2 separate regions of the Homo sapiens genome follow, and region 2 is linked to region 1. A link is a contact called in ENCODE Hi-C or POLR2A ChIA-PET data. All regions are on one chromosome and are shown on one strand. The core of a region is the stretch at or near the end of the contact, and the rest is flanking DNA. Distances in the headings are between cores, read along the strand shown. Region 1 overlaps EEPD1 (endonuclease/exonuclease/phosphatase family domain containing 1). Region 2 has its middle 22 kb from the start of AOAH.

Region 1 (2,700 bases), core at 196-2,695:
AGGCATGAGCTCTCTCAGTCCACTGCAGGCGGCCAGCCTGCCACCTCATGCCCGTTCCGCCTGGCCCTGGCCTGCGCTACGTTCATGATGCATTCCAATGCATAGTATCTTTTAAAATCCTATAGCCACCCTATAGGTGAGCTAAGAAAGGGCTATCGCTCCCATTTTACAGATGAAGGAATTGAGGCCGAGAGGTTTTGGTGGATGGAACTCGGGTCTCCCTGCAACCTCATGTTGTTTTCCAATGGCCTTGACACCCTGACCTGGAATGGGGTTACCTGTCTTGCTCTCCAACAGGCTGTGCACTCCCTGCGGGAGGGGCCAGGTCAGGCTCCAGCCGGGATCCCCACTGTGTCTTGCAAAGAGTGAAAACATGCAGGCATGGAGTTTTTCTCACCAGTGTGTACCTGGCATGAAACAATATGCCTGGTACATAGCCACCTTTCATTAATGATTTGTTGAATGAATGCAGTGCTGAATGGACTATAAAAGGCTTGTGAAGCTCAGACACCTACATACATGTAAAGTGCGATCAAAAAAGGAAGGTGGTATTATTCTTATTATTTCCACGTGGACTGGAAGGGAGAACCCTGAACTAGATGCATTCAAATTCAGCTTTATCTCCAGCCTTCTCTGAATGTGTGCTGACTCACTGTCAGCTGCAGGAGCCATTTACACCCCCAAACATAAAACCCAGAGACAGAAGATTTACATGTACCTCTTTAAGTAGTAGCTAAAAAGAGAGTAGGGGCTTACTGTCAAAAAATGGCCACTTTTAATCCAGTATACATTTATGATTTAAGAGCCTACATTATAAACATAATCATATTAAGTATAAATCACATGTGTTTGTAAGCATGTTAGGTATACTAGGGATTTAAAAATCTGCATTTATAGGAAAATTATGTAATAATACATTTTCAACTCCTGGTTATTATCAGGAGTCTGTTTAAAAATCTAAAACTCCATTGATGTTAAGCATTGCAAGGTGAATAAATCTGGCCTTGAATAATAATATGAGGGAAAACGTGTATTTACAGAGATTTACCCTTACCTGCTCATATGGGTGATACTGATGAAAGAAAATTCAAAACCAAAATCTGCTGAACATTTCAATAGAACATTTCTATGTTGAAATTATGTGCATAATTTCTACCACTAGAAGCAAATACTTCATGTGTGAACTAAGGTGAATCTGAAATTTTCAGTCAACGAGTAATGAGCTCTGCACAAACTTGGCAGAAGACAGAACTGTGGCGAAGGGATTAGAAGGACAAAGGACAGAAATACCCATTTGTTGCCTTTCTCCCCTCCTCTCCTCCCAACACCCTAAGCTCTCATTTCCTTCTTGGCAGGAGTCCATTCCCAATCTAAACGTGAACCGAAAACCAGGGCATTTGGAAATGAATGGCAAGGATTTAAAAATTGGGCAGAAATACAAAATTGAACCGGGGATATTGGCAAAGGAAATTTTTAAATGCCCTTGATTAGGGGAAAAGTATGTATAAATTAAATGAAGGGAAAGGCCAGGCTTTGCAGACGAGGGTACCTTCTGGAGCTGACTCGAGGGCTTCTCAGCAACAACAGCCTTCCAGCATCCCCGGGGCCCCTTCCACTTGCGGATGTTGGGCAGGGTCGGCTGGTTTAGCTCCGTGCAGAACTGCAAAGACAGAGCACAGGTCAGAAGCGTGGGTTCGCGCCTAAAGCAGTCCCGGCTGGCGGCGGCCTGAGAAGCCAGGCACTGCATGATTCTGAGTCATCAGCCTTATTCAGACACTGCTGAACTACATCCCTGTTTTTCAAACACTAGGGTTTGCAAGAGCCAGATGACTAAACAAGCACCACACATTAAAAAGAAAACTGCCTGTGTGTGAAACACCAAATTATCACCTGGGGACTCTCAGTTCACAGAAATTGATTCTCTCTGTAGCATTCCTGCCCAAACAGTTCAAAAAAAGTCATCAGAATCCTTTTCATCCTTGTAAAAGCAGCGGATTGAAGGTCCCAGGAGGATCTGGATCAGCGTCAAATCCAAAAAGGTAACAAGATGGATACATGGTGACTTTCTTCTTCAGGGCTCAGCTTACAGGGGCAAAAAATGACCTCCAGCTTCAACTTGAACCACCGTAGTGCTTGTCTTGTTTACCTCTTGCTGCGGAGAGCTGCTGCTGCACCCACACACGTGCACGCGGCATGCACTTCTTTTGCTAATGCATGTTGCACCAATATGGCTGTAAAGTGACTGTCACTGAGGCAAAATAAAATTGCACACAGTAGGATGAGGAGTGGAACAACTATCCACTTCAAAATATGGAGACCAGCTCCTCTAACTCATGCCTCAAACACAACCCCTTCTCTTGGGGTCATGCCCCCTTGTCCTTCACAAGCCTTGGAGCACTCCACTTGTTTATTTCTCTAACCACCCCTACGAGTGAGAGCCTCTTGGCTTCCAAGCACATCACCACTCTCTCCGCTTAAGGACTCTCATTCAGCCCCACTGAGGCAGCTTACACCCCTATCCAGAAGACCCCAGCATCTGTACCCGTCGCCAGCTGCTCTCCTGAGTTTTAAAAGCATTTCCCACTGCCTCCTTAGCATCTCCACCTGGAGGTCTCCTTAGCCCCTCACAGCAGCAGGTCCCAAAGGGAACACATTATTCCTTCCTCCACCCAGTGCCCATCTTGGTCCAAAGCACTTCCA
Region 2 (2,700 bases), core at 120-2,619, 470 kb before region 1:
GCCTAAAGCTAGTTCTCTGCAACTCCATGACTCTGGAAATGACCAAAGCCTCTCTTTCTGGCCACCTCTCAATTTTCCCCCAGCTCTCACCTTCTCTATCCTCTTTCTCCAAGCTCCTGAAATGCCACACTGGACACCCGGTACTTGTACTTTTATTTATGCAGGCTTCTTACAAAAATGAATAATTAACGTCATGAGAAAATTCTCAGGCTGACCTGAGAATAAAGCAATCAAGACCACATTAAAATTATATCTTTTTTTCCAAGACTCATTAAGGAGCTGTGAGAAAATCAGTACACCAACCTGTTGTGAAACCCCAATGTAATGTTTAACTAATTTTCTGCCTTTGAGCAATATCCCCACTATTAGCTTTCTTTTTTCCTTACTGGCAGTTTTACTTAATTTCTTTAAGGTGACATAATGAAAGAGTGAAAAAATGTACCCTGTGGTTCTGCAGCCACCCCCTACAGCTCCACTTTCTGACTCATGGCCAGGAGAGTGCTGGCTCTGTTTTTCCAAGTCCAAGGGGGAGGAGGGTACCTCTTCTGTCCACCCCTACTGCTTCCCGAAATCACTCTCTCTTCTTTCTGGACTTTCCTTAATTTACTGGGGAGAGTGACTGATCCTTCCTGGCAGCCTAGGGTGAAGCCTAGACCCCTTATTCGTACCTCCCCGCTTCTCTCCCATCCACAATGTTGTTTTGAAAGCTGTTTTGTTCCCTTGTCCTCCCTTGCTCCTGGTGGAATTGATGGGTGTACAGGAGGCAAACCAGTCCCTTCATGGCAAATTTCAACTGAGACAGAGAGAAACTTGGCCCTGCAACACGTAAGCTCAGGAGCTGTTGGCCTTCCCAACAAAAAACGAGGCAAGACAGTCCAAAGCCAAAGGGAGGATGAAGTAGAGGCTCAGAGGAAAGTAGAAATGACACCCTTCCTGGGCTCTTTACTGTGTCCCCCGGTCCAGTCCTGTGCCTTCCCTAGGTCCTGCAGTCTCTGTTCTCTGATTCCATGAGCCTCTGCAGTGCCCCATCCATTGCATTTGCTCAAGTTGGCTCCCATGGCTTTCTGTAACTTACAACCAGAAGAGCCTGAGAAAGGCGCCAGGCTTCTGTAGCTCAGTTTCATGACCCAGGAGAGCCTCACTCCCTATAAAAGGTGAGCGTGTTCCCTGGTCCCACTAACTGCACCAACCCCCTTGGGAAGCCGTCCCTACTCCCTAAACTAGCCTCTCTTGGCTCTGTGCTCCCTGCCTCTCCTGTCAGGCTTCTGCCATGGCCCTTAGCCCTTCAGCCTGAGGTCACTCACAAGCCTGACTAAGAGATCCCACTGGCAGGCAAGGGCTGGGTCACCCCCACTCCGGACCGCTCCATCCTTATCATTGTTGCCACGTGTACTGGGCTGCACACGCTGCCAGCTTGCTTGCTCAGTTTCATAAGAGGTTGCTTCCTTATTAGGAATTTTCTGTTCTTCCTGTGCATGATGTGCAGGGCAGTTACACTTCAAACTCACCAGTTAGTAATACCTCTGTTTCTGTGGGTTGGAGTCTGCTTTTGGGGGTGGCCAGGCTGCTTGTGCATCAATGCTTGATCTTCCAGATCTCCCTACCCCTTCCTTTTCAAGATGACCTCTGGGTGTGGGGAAATCGGGGAGTCCAGGGAAGTGAGGAGGAATGGACTCTAACTCTACGTATTTGATTCCGTAGTCCTTTGGTGTCCTGGAAAGGACTACATGTGGATGGCCCCTATACCATGCTGACCTCTGGAGCTGAAATCTGTAGCTGGCGCATTTGCAGTTGATCTCTGGGCTCCATCTCAGCCCCGTAACCCTCCCCAAAGTTTTGGCCCCAACCAGGTCCTTGCTGCAGCCCTGACCAGGGTACTGTGCCCTCCCCCCATAGGTATGGGATCTCTTTGCCCCTGGAATAGCAGACCTCATCAGCCACATCCTCAATAACTTCTGCTTCTTCTACAGGCTGCGTATAAGGCTTGGGAATGCTAACCCAGGCTCCCTGCTACATCTGCTGTACCACACTGTCTACTCTGCTGCAGACACCCCTCCCAGGGTCCCAAACTCCACAGTTTTTTTTTTTTTTTTGAGATGGAGTCTCGCTCTGTCACCTAGGGCACCCCACCCTGGGTCCCAAACACCACACTTTTCACTCTGCTGCAGGCACCACTCTCAGGATCCCAAACAGGAAATCCCTCTGCTCCTGGCTACCCTCTCAATCCTTCTAACACCTGGGAGCTTTGGTTTGGGGCTGAAAGGTGGAGTCATATATTTCTGACTGTGTGTTCACCTGTCTCTGATCCTCTTCTCTTCCCCCACTTTGCTGCCTCTAAATGGACAAGCTTCCCTCTCCCATTTTGTTTGACCTGAAACCCTCTTAGGTCATTCCCTTCCCCTTACCTAGGCCAGTGCATCTTCAGGCCTAGGTGCCCAAGGCAAAGCCTCTATGGAAGGAATTATGTGCTGAATCCAGTTTCAATCAACGTGAAAGCTGCAGAACAATTAAGAGTAGGGACCGGCCAGGTGCCATGGCTCATGTCTGTAATCCCAGCACTTTGGGAGACCAAGGCAGGTGGATCACCTGAGGTCAGGAGTTAGAGACCAGCCTGGCCAATATGATGAAACCCCGTCTCTGTTGAAAATACAAAAATTAGCCAGGCATGGTGGCGCGCGTGTGTAATCCCAGCTACTCAGG

Evidence for each region. A loop is a pair of places that touch in the nucleus more often than their neighbours do. ChIA-PET counts read pairs that join two places held with the same protein, here RNA polymerase II (POLR2A).
Region 2: a loop to region 1 is called in a map with no recorded cell type, with 5 times the contacts of the local background. The contact joins two enhancer-like sites. A Hi-C loop is called at or near these places in 1 of 37 single-sample maps with no recorded cell type. POLR2A ChIA-PET finds 5 or more read pairs at or near these places in 1 of 52 experiments (CD4-positive, alpha-beta T cell).

What each region holds. Positions count from the first base shown.
Region 1 is chr7:36,280,075-36,282,774 of GRCh38, reverse strand. EEPD1 (endonuclease/exonuclease/phosphatase family domain containing 1) reads right to left here. Exons shown (of 8, transcript NM_030636.3): 4 at 1,550-1,660. Among named protein-coding and RNA genes, the nearest start is that of MATCAP2, 86 kb to the left of the region's middle. RefSeq lists an enhancer at 1,030-1,691. Within about 2 kb of position 1,445, at least 26 of the 41 ENCODE cell types and tissues checked have a DNase peak (open chromatin) inside an H3K27ac peak, as active enhancers do.
Region 2 is chr7:36,745,225-36,747,924 of GRCh38, reverse strand. No RefSeq gene overlaps it. Among named protein-coding and RNA genes, the nearest start is that of AOAH, 22 kb to the right of the region's middle. Within about 2 kb of position 1,369, at least 4 of the 41 ENCODE cell types and tissues checked have a DNase peak (open chromatin) inside an H3K27ac peak, as active enhancers do.